2 separate regions of the Homo sapiens genome follow, and region 1 is linked to region 2. A link is an interaction called in ENCODE POLR2A ChIA-PET data of the cell type or tissue named here. Cell type or tissue: GM12878. All regions are shown on one strand.

Evidence for each region. ChIA-PET counts read pairs that join two places held together with the same protein. Peaks named below come from ENCODE experiments on the same cell type or tissue, not always from the same donor. Only the 100,000 strongest peaks of a DNase experiment are listed, where the experiment ranks them.
Region 1: POLR2A ChIA-PET joins it to region 2 with 11 read pairs; 3 of 35 experiments call an interaction of 5 or more read pairs at or near these places.

The regions. Positions count from the first base shown.
Region 1 is chr19:17,031,286-17,039,285 of GRCh38, reverse strand. No RefSeq gene overlaps it. Among named protein-coding and RNA genes, the nearest start is that of CPAMD8, 8.5 kb to the right of the region's middle. In GM12878, no CTCF peak of the experiment used is centred here; no DNase peak of the experiment used is centred here.
Region 2 is chr19:16,774,661-16,782,660 of GRCh38, reverse strand. It overlaps NWD1 (NACHT and WD repeat domain containing 1), which reads right to left. Exons shown (of 19, transcript NM_001007525.5): 12 at 3,196-3,318. Among named protein-coding and RNA genes, the nearest start is that of SIN3B, 51 kb to the left of the region's middle. In GM12878, a CTCF peak has its summit at 3,672 (motif pointing left); a DNase peak (open chromatin) is centred at 3,640.

The sequences.
Region 1 (8,000 bases), 260 kb before region 2:
TGGGGGCGGTGTCTGTGGACATTTGGTGATGGGAGGAAGGAAGGGAAGGAAGTGGTCACCTCACCTGGGGGCTATGTCCCTGTCTACCTCACCTGGGGGATTTCTATGCCTGTCCACCTCACTTGGGGGATTTCTACAACTGTCCTCCTCACCTGGGGGATTTCTACACATGTCTGCCTCACCTGTAGGATTTCTACACCTGTCAGCCTCAGCTGGGGGATTTCTACACCTGTCCACCTCAGCTTTGGGCTTTCTACGTCTGTCCATCTTACCTGGGGGATTTCTACATCTGTCCATCTCACCTGGGGGATTTCTACATCTGTCCATCTCACCTGGGGGATTTCTACATCTGTCCATCTCACCTGGGGGATTTCTACACCTGTCTGCCTCACCTGGGGGCTTTCTAGGCCTGCCCACCTCACCTGTGGGCTTTCTACGTCTGTCCACCTCACCTGTGGGCTTTCTACACCTGTCCACCTCACCTGGGAGATTTCCACGCCTGTCCAACTCACCTGGGGGATTTCTACGCCTGTCCGCCTCACCTGGGGGATTTCTACACATGTCCACCTCACCTGGGGGTTTTCTATGCCTGTCCACTTCACTTGGGGGCTATTTATGCCTGTCCCCCTCACCTGGGGGCTGTCTACCACCTATGTCGTCTAGGAGGCCATGCACCTACCCGTCTTATCTGGAGGACCATGCCCCTGTCTACCAGGGGCTGTCTACACCTGTTCACTTCATCTTGGGGGTTGTCTACTTCATTTGGGGGTTACCTATACCTGCCTACCTCACCTCGGCAGGCCATGTACCCACTCAGCTCACCTGGGGGGCCATGTGCCTGCTTGCCTCACTCAGGGGCTGTCTACACCTGGGTTGGACAGGCCATTGGCCGGAGTGGCCGTCTCCAGGCTTAGCTCCAATAGACAGAGGCCTCCTGCGGGGCTGGACGAGGCCACCCCCAGGGAGTTAGAGGGTGGCGAGCCCCCTCCGCAGCCCCTAGCATGTGCTTGGAACTGCTGGCAGCCTGGTGGCTCCTCAGCTTCTGCCCGGTCCAGGTTGTGTCCGGAACATTTCTGGTACTGAGCTGGCGTCTTCTCCAGGACAGATGCTGCTGGCGGAGCCGAGGCGGGCCAGGGTGTTCACTGTGGTGCTTTTATTTCCAGCCTGCTTGCCCAGAAGGCAGAGCTTGCCAGGGTGCCTACTGGGGCTGAATCGTGTCTGGGCCTCAGTTTTGTTTTCTTTTCTTTTCTTTTCTTTTCTTTTCTTTTCTTATTCTTTTCGTTTCTTTTCCTTTCTCTCTCTCTCCCACCCTGCCCCTCCATTCTTTCTTTCTTTCTTTCTTTTTCTTTTTCTTTTTTTTTTTTTTTTGACCGAGTCTCGCTCTGTCGCCCAGGCTGGAGTGCAGTGGCACAGTCTCGGCTCACTGCAACCTCCACCTCTTGGGTTCAAGTGATTCTCATGCCTCAGCCTCCTGAGCAGCTGGGATTACAGGCACCCACAATCACGCCCAGCTAATGTTTGTATTTTTAGTAGAGACAGGGTTTCACCATGTTGGCCAGGCTGGTCTTGAATTCCCGACCTCAAGTGATCCTCCCTCCTCGGCCTCTCAAAGTGCTGGGATTACAGGTGTGAGCCACCGCACCTGGCCAGGGCCTCGGTTTTCTTATTCCAGTGCTGTCCCAGGCCCCATTCCTGCTCTCATGTCACAGGAGCCTCTAAGAAGGAATGGTTGGGCAGAGATGCCACCTAAGAGACAGGAGATGGTGCCGGTCACCAGACCCCGGGCCCTGGGAGTGTCTGATGCAGAGCTGCACTGAGGGCTCAGGTGCAGGTAAAAAGGGCTGCAGGCAGCATCTCCACCCTTCTTCCCGGACAGACGCACACACCCCTGCCCTGCTCCCTGACACTCCTGCCCCACTCCCTGCCCTCCGCCTGTGCTCACCCTGTAGGGACACAGTGAGGTGAGCGAGTGTAGTTAGCTCCCAGGTGAGGTGGGTGGGGACATGGCCCCCAGGTGGGTGTGGGTAAATCCTAGGTGAGGTGGATGGGTGCATAGTCCTCAGGTGGGATGGGGAGGTGTACATAGCCCCCAGGCAACAGGGACTGGTGTAGACAGCCTCCAAATGAGGTGGGTAGAGACATGGCCCTCCAGGTGAGGTGGGTGGGTGCATGGACCTAGGTGAGGTGGGTGGGTGTAGTCCCTAGGTGAGGTGGGTGGGTGTAGACCGTCCCTAGGTGAGGTGGGCGGGTGTAGACAGTCCCTAGGTGAGGTGGGTGGGTACATGGACCCTAGGTGAGGTGGGCGGGTGTGGCCAGCCCCCAGGTAAGATGGGCAGGTAGGGACCCAGTCCCCAGGTGAGATGGGTAAGTGTGGACAGCCGCCAGGTGAGATGGGCAGGTATGAACAGCCCCCAGGTGAGGTGGGCAGGTATGGACACAGCTACCAGGTGAGGTGGGCAGGTATGGACAGCCCCCAGGTGAGATGGACAAGTATGGACAGACCCCAGGTGAGGTGGGCAGGTGTGAACAGCTCCCGCGTGAGGTGGGCAGTTGTGGACAGCCCCCAGATGAGGAGCTCAGGTAGAGACAGCCTCCAGGTAAGGTGGACAGAGACATGGCTCCCCAGGTGATCTGGGCAGGTGCAGACAGACCCCAGGTGAGCTGGGCAGGTGCAGACTTCACAAGCATGCATTTGGAGGCACAGTCACCCAGCTGAAGGAGCACCCCAGAAGGGGCTTCACCATGGTGAAGCTGCCAGAAGGAGCCAGAAAGATGGGAAGAAGCCCTCTTGGTGCAGAGGGCGGATCACTGACTGACCTCCGAGGGCAGCCTTCAGGGGACATCTAGGGCATGCCCCAGGAACAGTGGGGCTGCGGTGGTGCCTCAAGGCTGTCTGGGGCTGGATGATCACAGGGCATTATCTTTGCTCAGACTCAGGGTCCAGGCAGGACAAAGCTACTCAAGATGGTTGAAGCAAAAACTCGGCAAACTCGGATTTTAGGGAAGTGGTTCTGGAGTTATGAGGCTGAAGCTTCCTCCCGGAAGTGACGTCAGAGCTTGGACCAGCTGTGAGTTCATCTTCTCCAAGGAGCTGCACATCCCCAAGGCCACCCTGAGGCTGACCCTAGAGCCTACACACTGGTCCCCACCGGCTGGGGACCAACTGCCCTGTGCTGTCCCCCGATGGCCTGCGTACACTCCCCGCCCTGAGGACACAGTGCAGGATTCACAGGGCAAGAATGGGAACCTGGCTTGATCTCTGGTCCCCACACCCAGAGAGGGCCTGTGGCAGCCCGAGTCTCCTTTGCCTTCCTCCACGCTTGGTGCTACTTGGAGCGGGCACGAGCTCCTTCCTGCCACAGGGCTGTGTGGCACATTGCTTGTGCTCGGAGCGGTTTTTGGGGCAGCTGGCATCTCCAAACCCCAGAGAGGGCTGAGTCCAAGAGGTTAAGCCCAAGGGCACTTCAGGTCGCCTTGTCCCAGACATAGACCTTTCTGAGGCCTCTTCCTCCATGGAAAGTCCCAGGCCTGCATCCTGTTATCCTGCCCCATCCTTTTTTTTTCTTTTTCTGAGACCGAGTTTTGCTCTTGTTGCCCAGGCTGGAGTGCAGTGGCGCGATCTCGGCTCATCGCAACCTCTGCCTCCCAGGTCCAAGCGATTCTCCTGCCTCAGCCTTCCTGAGTAGCTGGGATTATAGGTATGCGCCGCCACCATGCCCGGCTAATTTTGTATTTTCAGTAGAGACGGGGTTTCTCCATGTTGGTCAGGCTGGTCTCGAACTCCCGACCTCAGAAGATCCACCCGCCTCGGCCTCCCAAAGTGCTGGGATTACAGGTGTGAGCCACGGCGCCGGCTTTTTTTTTTTTTTTTTTTTTAAGACAGAGTCTTGCTCTGTCATCCAGGCTGGAGTGTAGTGGTGCAATCATAGCTCACTGCAGCTTCAAATCCTAGGCTCAAGCAATCCTCCTGCCTCAGCCTCTTGAATAGCTGGGACTTGCTGGGGCAGATCCCAGATGTCCCCCTAAAAGCCACCTTTGGAGGCCACTCAGCCACCACACACAGCTAATTTTTCTTTTCTTTTTCTTTTTTTTCGAGATGGAGTCTCTCACCCAGGCTGGAGTGCAGTGGCGCGATCTTGACTCACTGCAACCCCGCCTCCTAGGTTCAAGAGATTCTCCTGCCTCAGCCTCCCAAGTAGCTGGGATTACAGGCTCCTGCCACCAACCCGGGTAATTTTTGTATTTTTGGTAGAGACGGGATTTCGCCAAGTTGGCCAGGCTGATCTCGAACTCCTGACCTCAAGTGATCTGCCTGTCTTGGCCTCCCAAAGTGCTAGGATTGCAAGGGTGAGCCACCGCATCTGGCCAAATTTTTTAATTTTTTGTAGAGATGAAGTCTCACTATAATACCCAGGCTGGTCTTGAACTCCTGACCTCAAGTGATCCTCCCACTTCGACCTCCCAAGGTGCTGAGATTATAGGTGTGAGCCACTGTGCCTGGCCCAATTTTTGTGCTTCAGTGTACATTTTTGTTTTTCTAAACAGATGTATAGTTGGCCCTGAAGAACAATGGGGTTGGGGTGCTGAGCCTCCTGGCAGTTGAAAATCTGTGCATAACTTTTGACTCCCCCAAAACTTAACTATTAATAGCCTACTGTTGACCAGAAGTCAACAGATAACATAAACGATCAATTAACGCATATTTTGTATGTTCTATGTATTATATATCGTATTCTGACAATAAAGCAAGGGGGAGAAAAGAATAATAAACATGTTATTAAGAAAATCATTCCTGCCTCACTCCTGGTAGGTGTCATTGCATATTTTGGCTGGGCGCAGAGGCTCATGCGTGTAATCCCAGCACTTTGGGAGGCTGAGGTGAGTGGATCACCTGAGATCAGGAGTTCAAGACCAGCCTGGGCAACACAGTGAAACCCTCTCTCTACTAAAAATACAAAAAATTAGCTGGACATGGCGGTGTATGCCTGTAGTCCCAGCTACTTGGGAGGCTGAGGCAGAAGAATCGCTTGAACCTGGGAGACGGAGGTTGCAGTGAGCCGAGATTGCGCCACTGCACTCCAACCTGGGCAATGGAGCAAGACTCCATCTTAAAAAAACAAACAAACAAAAAATGATGCTGGGTGAGAGAAGGCAGACACAAAAGCACACATAGTGTATGATTCCATTTATACGAAATGTCCTGGACAGGCATGGCCTGATCTCCCTCTGGCCCTAGGAACCCTGTCAGGGGCACTGTGCTAGAAGACCCAGATCACTGCAGGCCATCAGGCTGTCTGTCTGTCTTCAGTCCTGACATCCAATCTCCTGGGCACCTGGCAGGCACAGGCACATGCTGGCTAAGTGGGAGAAAAACGCCCATTGGGCCAGGCGCAGTGGCTCATGCCTGTAATCCCAGCACTTTGGGAGGCCGAGATGGGCAGATCACTCGAGGTCAGGAGTTCAAGAACAGCCTGGCCAACATGGTGGAACCCCATCTCTACTAAAAAAAAACAAAAAAATTAGCTGGATTAGCTGGGCGTGGTGGCATGTGCCTGTAATCCCAGCTACTCGGGAGGCTGAGGCACGAGAATCACTTGAACCCGGGTGGCAGAGGTTGGCAGTGAGCCGAGATCGCGCCACTGCACTCCAGCTTGGGCAACAGGGTGAGACTCCATCTCAAAAAAAAAAAAAAAAAGAAAAGAAAAAAAAAGAAAAACGCCCATTGACAACAGGACAGTCTTTGCGGTCTTCCTCGTCCCCCATCCAAACTGCAAAGCTGCTCATCCTAGGCATGTTTGGAGATGTTTGACAACCACTTACCATGGGGCTAATGCAGCCAGTTCCGCCCTCACACAACAGGGCCATTCCTAAAAATGACCTCACGCTGCAAATTCACACAATCAAACCACAGGGCTCATGGGAAAACGGGTCAGGGCACAACCATCCAAATGTCACCAATGACACCTAAAAAAAAAATAGGCACCTACTAAAAATGGTAGTGACATTGTACAAATGTCAAATGGTTAAGAATTTCAAGAATATGGCCGGGCGCGATGCCTCACGCCTGTATAATCCCAGCACTTTGGGAGGCCAAGGCGGGTGGGTCGCTTGAGTCCAGAAGTTGGAGACTAGCCTGAGTGAGATGGCAAAACCCTGTCTCTACTAAAAATACAAAAAAATTAGCCAGGCATGGTGGTACATGCCTGTGGTCTCAGCTACTCGGGAGGCTGAGGCGGGAGGATCACTTGAGCCCAGGAGGTTGAAGCAGCAGTGAGCCCTGATTGTGCCGTTACACTCCAGCTTGGACAAGAGAGTGAGAACCCATCTCAAAAAAAAAAAAAAAAAAGAAAAGAAAAGAAAAGAAAAAAAATACACAAATACAGTATCAGCCTTGGAAAGACTGAAGGCTCATTTGTGGACCTGGGCATGGGGAGGTGGCAGCCTGTGAGTTACTGTGAAGGTCTGGGAGGAGATCATCTGAAATCAGGCGGGATATTGTAACCTCAGACAGGGACAGATGTGGCTCCTGGCACACAGCAAGGCACTGAGGGAGCACAGAGATGCTGGAGAGGGTGCAGGTGTGGTTTTTGTGTATTCCTACGTGGCTGGGGTCAGCCAGGTGCAGTTTTCTGCATTCATACCCAATGTTTCTTGCAGACAAAAATCTTACATAAGTGAACACAATATTTGATTTTATGCTCAAATCATTCCTAATGCATCCATCATGTCGGAACACATTTGTGCTTTCAAAACAAGTGATAAAGTGGAAGTGACTGTACTCCGCCCATGGGTAATTTCAACCTACTGGCGTGAAGTGACTAAACATAGAGTTAGGAAGAGATCTGTGTTATTATGGAGTATTTTCACCATGCATAACCTCAAGAGTACAGAGAATTGTAAAATGTAGTAAAATGAAGACGAAGTGATGAGTTTTGAGTACTTTCAGCGCCTTTGCTATTTATTTATTTATTTATTTTATTTGAGACAGTCTCACTCTGTCGTTCGGACTGGAGTGCAGTGGCATGATCTCAGTTCACTGCAACTTCTGCCTCCTGGGTTCAAGTGATTCCCTTGCCTCAACTTCCCAAGTAGTTGAGATTACAGGCATGCACCACCACCCCTGGCTAATTTCTTGTATTTTTAGGAGAGATGGGGTTTCACTATCTTGGTCAGACTGGTCTCGAACTCCTGGTCTCAAGTGATCTGCCCTCTTTGGCCTCCCCAAGTGCTGGGATTACAGGCTTGAGCCACCTCGCCCAGCCATATTTTTAATACACGTTGAGCATCTCTAATCTGAAAATCCAAATTCCACAAATGCTCCAAAATTTAAAAATTTTCAGCGCCAACATGACGCTCAAAGGAAACACTCACCAAAACATTTCAGATTTCAGATTTTCAGATTAAAGATACTCTGGGCATGATGGCTCATGCCTGTAATCCCAGCACTTTGAGAGGCTGAGGCAGGTGGATCACTTCAGCTCAGAAGTTTGACACCAGCTGGGCAACACGGTGAAACCCTGTCTCTATAAAAATACAAAAATTAGCTTGATGTGGTGGCATGTGCCTGTAGTCCCAGCTACTTGGGAGGCTGAGGTGGGAGGATTGCTTGAACCCAGGAGGTGAAGGTTGCAGTGAGTCAAGATCGCACCATTGCACTCCAGCCCAGGCAACAGAGCCAGACTACACACACACACACACACACACACACACACACACACACACACACACACACGATACTCTACCAGTAAGTATAATGCAAATATCCCCAAATCTGAAAAATTAAAAATCTGGAACATTTCTTGCACTGACCGTTTTGGAAAGTGCATTTTAGATTAGGCATTTTTTTCTTTTTGAGACAGGGTCTGGCTCTGTTGCCCAAGCTGGAGTGCAGTGGCCCATTCTTGGCTCACTGCAACCTTCACCTTCCGGGTTCAAGTGATTCTCATGCCTCAGCCTCCCAAGCAGCTGGGATTACAGGTGCCTGCCATGACACCCAGCTA
Region 2 (8,000 bases):
AGATATGGAGGGCCAATTAAACTTTTGATTTTTCAAAAGATTGTGTCATAATATTATGTATCTTGTCAATTGAGCCTTTTAGGGCACCCCTTTAAATTTTTTAAAAATTTGAATATGTCATCTCTAATAGAAATTTGATTCAGCTCTTTAGACCTTCTCCACCCCCACCCATTTTTCTGTTTGTTTGGTTTTTTGGAAACAAGGTCTCACTCTGTCGCCCAGGATGGAATACAGTGGTGCAAACATGGCTCACTGCAGCCTCCAACTCCTGGACTCAAGCAATCCTCTTGGCTCAGCCTCTCACGTAGCTGGGACTTCAGGTGCACACCACCATGCCTGGCTAATTTAAAACACTTTTTTTTTTTTTTTTTTTTTTAGAGGTGACGTCTTGCTATGTTGCACAGGCTGGTCTTGAATTCTGGGCCTCAAGTGATCCTCCCATCTTCAAAGTGCTGGGATTACAGGTGTGAGTCCTGTTTTATTAATTAAATAAAATGCCCAACCTGTTTTCTTAATTACATAAAAGGGTTAGATTAGATTCTTTTTTTTTTTCTTTTTTTTTTTTTTGAGACAGAGTCTCACTCTGTCGCCCAGGCTGGAGTGCAGTGGTGCAATCTCGGCTCACTGCAAGCACCACCTCCTGGGTTGATGCCATTCTCCTGCCTCAGCCTCCCGAGTAGCTGGGACTACAGGCACCCACCATCACGCCCAGCTAATTTTTTTTGTATTTTTAGTAGAGACAGGGTTTCACCGTGTTAGCCAGGATGGTCTCGATCTCCTGACCTTGTGATCCACCCGCCTAGGCCTCCCAAAGTGCTGAGATTACAAGCGTGAGCCACTGCACCTGGCCTAGATTAGATTCTTTCTAAAGCTAATTTTCGATGACTTGATTCTGTTAAATGTATTTTTTAAACACATGGGATATTTTAACTTATTTATTCAACAAATAAGCATGGAGTATGTTGAATAAAACATAACCCTTGCCCTCAAACAATAGTAATAAGATCTCAGGTCAACAAATAAATGTAGTCTTGCTTTTTTTTTTGAGATAGGGTCTCGCTGTGTTGCACAGGCTAGAGTACAGTGGTGTAATCACAGCTCACTGTAGCCCCAATCTCCTGAGCTCAAGCGATTCTCATGCCCCAGCCTCCCAAGTAGCTGGGACTAAAGGTGTGCACCACCATGCCTGGCTAATTTTTGCATTTTTTGTAGAGATGTGGGTTCACCATGTTGCCCAAGCTGGTCTCAAAATCCTGAGCTTAAATGATCTGCCTGCCTCAGCCTCCTAAAGTGCTGGGATAAGCCACCACGCCCAGCCAACTGTAGTCTTAGCCAATGTGGTCCTATGTATATCAAGCTGCAGGAGAGCACAAGGTAGCTAGTTATGAACTCTACTGTGGGAATCATCTCTCCCAAAGGGAGGACCCTTGAGATTAGTCTTCAAGAATGAATAGTTTTCCATCCTAGTCCCGACCCTCGTCTATCTCTCTTCAGCATCTAGAACAGGACCTGGTACTCAGCAGGCACTCAACAATTGATTACAGAAATAAGCCATATCTGTTAAGGGACTATGTAGAAATAAACAACCTTACTTAGGATCTGAGGTCGACAAATGCAAAAAGGACCACAATTCTTTACCCTTACTGATCCACATCCTTGGCAATGTGACTTTGCAGCTCCTCCCATCAAAAAATGAAGCCTAGGCTGGGTGTAGTGGCTCACACCTGTAATCTCAGCACTTTGGAAGGACAAGGCGAGAGGATTGCTTGAGCTCAGGAGCTTGAGACCAGCCTCAGCAACATAGTGAGACCCTGTCTCTACCAAAAAATACAAAAATCAGCCAGGTGTGGTGGTGTGTGCCTGCAGTCCCAGCTACTCAAGAGGCTGAGATGGGAGGATTGCTTGAGCCCAGGAGGCTGAGAGTGCAGTGAGCTGAGATTGTGCCACTGCACTCCAGCTTGGGCAACAGAGCAACACCCTGTCAGAAAAAAAGAATGAGAAAAAGAAAAGGAAAGAGAAGAGAAAGGAAAGGAAAGGAAAGAGAAAAGAAAAGAAGGCAGAAAGCCTATTTAGCCTATTTCCCTACTGGACTGCTCTTGTGAATTCCTTTGGTCAAGAGAATGTGAATGTGACCAGGTGCCAACTCCAAGTCCAGGCTTAAGAGATTCTGTGAGTGCCTACTTGTTTTCTTGAAACCCTGCCTTTGGCTGGGCACGGTGGCTCACGCCTGTAATCCCAGCACTTTGGGAGGACGAGGTGGGTGGATCACAAGGTCAGGAGATTGAGACCATCCTGGCTAACACGGTGAAACCCCGTCTCTACTAAAAAATATAAAAAATTAGCCAGGCATGGTGGCGGGCGCCTGTAGTCCCAGCTACTCGGGAGGCTGAGGCAGGAGAATGGCGTGAACCTGGGAGGCAGAGCTTACAGTGAGCCGAGATTGCACCACTGCACTCTAGCTTGGGCGACAGAGCAAGACTCCGTCTCAAAAAAAAAAAAAAAGAAACCTTGCCTTTGCTGGGGATGAGAGACCTGAAGGACGCTGAATGATGACAGACCACGTGGAGCAAAGTTGAGTTGCCTCATTTGAAAATATTCAGATTCAGCCAGCTCCTAGATAATCCACTGACTGACTGCAGATACATGAGCAAGCCCAGCTGAGAGCAGAAAACTGCCCAGCTGCGTCCAGCCTGCATTGCCAATGCACAGGAAGTGAGCTAAAGAAATAGCTTGTTTGTGGCTCAAATTTGTAATCCCAGCTACTTGGTAGGCTAAGGAGGGAGGATCACTTGAGCCCAAGAGTTTCAGACCAGCCTGGGCAACATAGCAAGACCCCATTTCTAAAAACATTAAAAAATTAGCTGGGTATAGTGGTATGTGCTTGTAGTCCCAGCTACTCAGGAGGCTGAGGCAGGAGGATCACTTGGCCCAGGAGTTTGAGGCTGCAGTGAGTTATAAACACACCACTGCACTCCAGCCTGGGCAATACAGTGAGATCCCATATTTAAAAAGAAAAAGAAATGGCTTGTTTGAAACTACTGTGTTTGGGGATGGTTCATTATGCAACTATAGCTAAGTGATGCAGGAACAAAGGCCAGGGTTTCAATACAGAGAAGTGAATCTGTGGGGAAGGGGCTCTGAGAACCAACTTTTCACTATGGAAGCTGACCACAAAGCCCACTTCCCAAGTCTCACCTGTGTGTCCAGTTAGCATGTGGATCACATGCTGCTCTTCCATGTCCCACACAGCCATGATGCCATCCTGGGTGCCAATCACCAGCAGCTTCTCCTCCACACCCCATGCCATGGCGGTGATGCCTGCAGCCACACAGAGGCAACAGCAATGATCTCAGTTCCTGTGTCCAAGTATTCAGCTATGGGGTCCTCTAATGAGCCCCCCACTTCACAGATAAGACAACTGAGGCACAGAGAGATTTGGTCCCTTGCCCAAAGCTGCACAGCAAGGATTAGATTCGCAGACTCAGATGCACAGATTCACACTCTGGCCTGTGACATTCACTTCGCTCTTAGGTAGGGAAGGGGACTGCATCACAGTGTGGTCATAAGTGTCTGTCTAGTCTAGCAGTGCTCACCCAGCGGACACATATCGGTTTCTGGAGACATCTTGAGGTGCCACAATGGGGACAAGGATGCTCAAGGACAGTACTGCCATCTGGTGGGTGCAGGCCAGGGATGCTGTTCAACACCCAGCAACGCATGACAACCCCATCCCAGAGAAAGATTCAGCCCCAGAAGTCAGCAATGCCATGGCTGAGAAACCCTGCCTTAGTTGAAGAAAACTCAGAAACAAAATCACATTGGCCATGGCCGGGCACGGTGGCTCATGCCACCCAGCACTGTGGGAGGCCAATACTTTGGGAGGCCAAACTTTGGGAGGCCGAGGTGGGCGGATCACTTGAGGTCAGGAGTTCAAGACCAGCCTGTCCAACATGGAGAAACCCAGTCTCTACTAAAAATATAAAAATTAGCCAGGCATAGTGAAGCACACCTGTAATCCCAGCTACTCGGGAGGCTGAGGCCAGAGAATGACTTGAGCCCAGGAGGTGGAGGTTGCAGTGAGCTGAGATCACACCACTGCACTCCAACCTGGGTGAGAGAGGGAGACTCTGTCTCAACAACAACAACAACAACAAAAAAAAAAAAAAGAAGAAGAAGAAGAAGAAAGAAAAGAAAAGAAAGAAAGAAATTATATTGGCTGAGAATGAGGATTATGTTTTTGACATCTCTGAGTTCAACTGGTGTAGAAAAACAAGGGCTGATGTCCTAAAGAAAAAAAATATATATTTGCCAATGAATTGGGCAAACACACCCCAAGGATCTCTGCCTGGTGGAGTTTGATTAAAATATCACTGCAGAGAGAGAAGGGCCAAGATATATTGGAGAAAACGTGGGCCTAGACACTAAGAAACTGAACTTTCTGAATGTCCTGGAGTAAAGAAAGGAAGTCCTTTTCCTTCTGTGTGCCTCTTCCACATGTGTAAAATGGGTGGTGCTGAATCAGAGCCCGTCAAGCTCTGAGAATACAGAATTTTGTTTCCACCTCATCGGGACAGAGAGTGAGGAGATGGGATTTGTTTTCTTTTCCTTTCTTCTCCTCCCCTTCCCTCCCTTTCCCTTCCCTCCCCTTCCTTCCCTTTCCCTTCCCTCCCCCTTCCTCCATTTCCTTCCCTTTCCCTTCCCTCCCTTTCCTTTCCTTCCCTTTCCCTTCCCTCCCTTTCCTTTCCTTCCCCTCCCCTTTCTCTTTCCTTCCCCTTTCCTCTCCCCTCCCCTTCCCCCCTCTTCCCTTCCCTTTCCCCTCCCCTTCTCTCCCTCTTCCCTTCCCTCCCCTTCCCTTCCCTTCCCTCCCCTTTCCCTTCCCCTTCCCTCCTCTTCCCTACCCTCTCATTCCCTCCCCTCTCCTTCCTTTCCCTCCCATCCCCTTCCCTCCCCTTCCCTTCCCTTCCCTCCCCTTTCTCCTTCCCTCCTTTTTCCCCTGCTCTCCCCTTTCCCTTCCCCTTCCCTCCCCCTTCCCCTCCACTTCCCTCCCCTTTCCCCTCCCCTCCACTTTCCCCTCCCCTCCCCTATCCCCTCCTCTCCTTCCCCTCCCCTTCTCTCCCTCTTCACTCCCATCCCTTTCTCACCTCTCCCCTCCCCTTCCCTTTCCTCCCCTTTCCCTTCCCCTTCCCTCCTCTTCCCTCCCCTCCCATTCCCTCCCCTTTCCTTCCCTTCCTTCCCCTTTCCCTTCCCCTTCCCTCCCTTTCCCTCTCCTTCCCTCCCCTCCCTTCCCCTCCCCTCCCCTTCTCTCCTCTTTCCCCTCCCCTTCCCTTCCCTCCTCTTTCCCCTCCCCTTTCCTCCTCTTCTCTTCCCTCCCTTTCCCTCCCCTCCCCTTCCCTCCCCTTTCCCTTCCCCTTCCCTCCCCTTCCCTCCCCTCCCCTTCCCTTTCCCCTCCCCTTCCCTTCCCTCCCCTTTCCCCTCCCCTTCCCTTCCCTCCCCTTTCCCTTCCCCTTCCCTTCCCTCCCCTTTCCCCTCCCCTTCCCTCCCCTTCCCTTTCTTCCCCTTTCCCCTTCCCTCCCCTTCCCTTTCTTCCCCTTTCCCCTTCCCTTCCCTCTTCCCTCCAGTTCCCTTTCCCTTCCCTCCAGTTCCTTCCCTCTTCCCTCTCCTTTCCCTCCCTTCCCCTCCCCACTCTCCTTCCCTTCCTTTTCTTCTTCTTTTTTTTTTTCAGATAGGGTCTCACTCTATCACCCAGGCTGGAGTGCAGTGCCACAATCACAGCTCACTGCAGCCTCGAACTCTTGGGCTCAAGCCATTCTCCCATCTTAGCCTCCTGAGTAGCTGAGACTATAGGCACATACCACCATGACCAGCTTTTTTTTTTTTTTTTTTTTTTAACTTTTTGTAGAGGCAAGGTCTCCTTATGTTGCCCAGGCTGGTCTTGAACATCTCGGCCCAAGAGATCTTCTTGCCTTGGCCTCCCAAAGAGCTGGGATTATAGGCATAAATCACTGTGCTCAGCCCCTTTTACTTTTTTTCTTATGCACTCATTGTGTGACCTTGGAAATATTAACTCATACTTTTCATTTTTTTTTTTTTTGTGAGACGGAGTTTTACTCTTTCGCCCAGGCTGGAGTGCAGTGGAACGATCTCCGCTCACTGCAACCTCCGCCTTCCAGTTTCAAGCAATTCTCCTGCCTCAGCCTCCAGAGTAGCTGGGATTACAGGTGTCCGCTACAACGCCCGGCTAATTTTTGTATTTTTAGTAGAGACAGGGTTTCACCATGTAGGCCAGGCTGGTCTTGAACTCCTGATCTCATGATCCACCTGCCTCAACCTCCCAAAGCGCTGGGATTACAGGCGTGAGCCACCATGCCTGGCCATACTTTTCATATTAAAAATGAACAAACTGAAGTCCACACAGGTAAGAACTTTCTCAACTTTAACAGAACTAGAGGATGTACAGCGGGGCACAGTGGATCTGAAACACAGAACATTTCCCTGCCCCAGAGATGAGAAAAATGTCACGCTAAGCTGTAACTTCCTATGCCTGTGCCATGACAGACATCATTAATCAATCACAGCACTATGTGCGATTTGTGCCCCCATAGTCATTCTATCATCTCACCTTTAGTAATAAAACCCAAAAGCCTACAGGTTTTAGCTGAGTACATAGTTATCCGCACAAAGACCACATTTCCCTGGCTGAGCACAGTGGCTCAACCCTGTAATCCCAGCACTTTGGGAGGCCAAGGTAGGCGATCACCTGAGGTCAGGAGTTTGAGACCAGCCTGGCCAACATGGTGAAACCCTGTCTCTACCAAGAATACAAAAATTAGCCAGGCATGGTGGCATGTGCCTGTAATCCCAGCTACTTGGGAGGCTGAGGCAGGAAAATGGCTTGAATCTGGGAAGCAGAGGTGCAGTGAGCCGAGATTGCGCCACTGCACTCCAGCCTGGGCGACAAGAACAAAACTCCATATAAAAAGTAAAAATAAAAATAAAAATATAAAAACATATTTCCCAGGCTTCCTTACAGTTGGAGATATCCAAGTTCTTGCCAATGAGACAGGAGTGGAAATATTTAGTTCTGCTTCCAGGTCGTGCCCTTAAAATGAAGAGGCCTGCCATCTGCTTCTCCTATTCCCCACTGGCTGGAATGCCATCTTGATGGTAGGAGTTGGAGCAGCTATATTGGGCCAACGAGGACAGCCCTACACTGAAAATGGCAGAGCGCCAGACTGAAAGAGTATGGGTCCCAGACACCCTAAAGACTCCCTCTTGCCTCTGCTTTTGCTTGAACTATTTCAAAAGAGAGAATTAAACTCCTATCTTATTTAAGCCACTGATATTTTGGCCATTTTTTTTTACAACATCTGAGCCTATATTCTAACAAATACACACTCTTTCCCACTAAGCTAGCTTCAGTCTTAGAATCCTCAACACAGCATTCTAGTGGCTGCCCCTAAATCAACTCCTCCATGCATTGTACTTAGTGTCTCTTAGCATTTCTATTTTGAAAATAATGTGCCTGGGGAGTGCAGCTCTCACTGCCAGGTCATGTGGCACAGTAAGGAGCTCTGACATTTGAACCACAAGTGAACTCAGTGGTCTCACAATCAGTGTGAGAGATTGTGGGTGGGCAGATAAATAGATGGGTGAATGGAGGTAAATGAGTGGGTAGACAGGTGGCTAGTTGGATGAGTGAGTGGGTGAATGGATGGGCAGGTAGATGGGTAGATGGAGGAATCAGTTTCTCGATGAAATTGAAGTGAGAAAGTTGATGAATGGCTAAGTGTGTGGATGGGTGGAGGCGTAAGTGAATGAATGGAAGATGATCAGATGAAGAAAATGGAAGGATAAGTGGGTAGAGGGGTGGATGACTGATGGGTGGATAGAAGAGAGGAAGGAAGGAAGAAAGAAAGGGTTGAAGGATGAATGAATGGATGAATGGATGGGTGAGTGGATGGATGGAAGGAAAGGTGTGTAGGTGGGTGAGTGGATGGAAG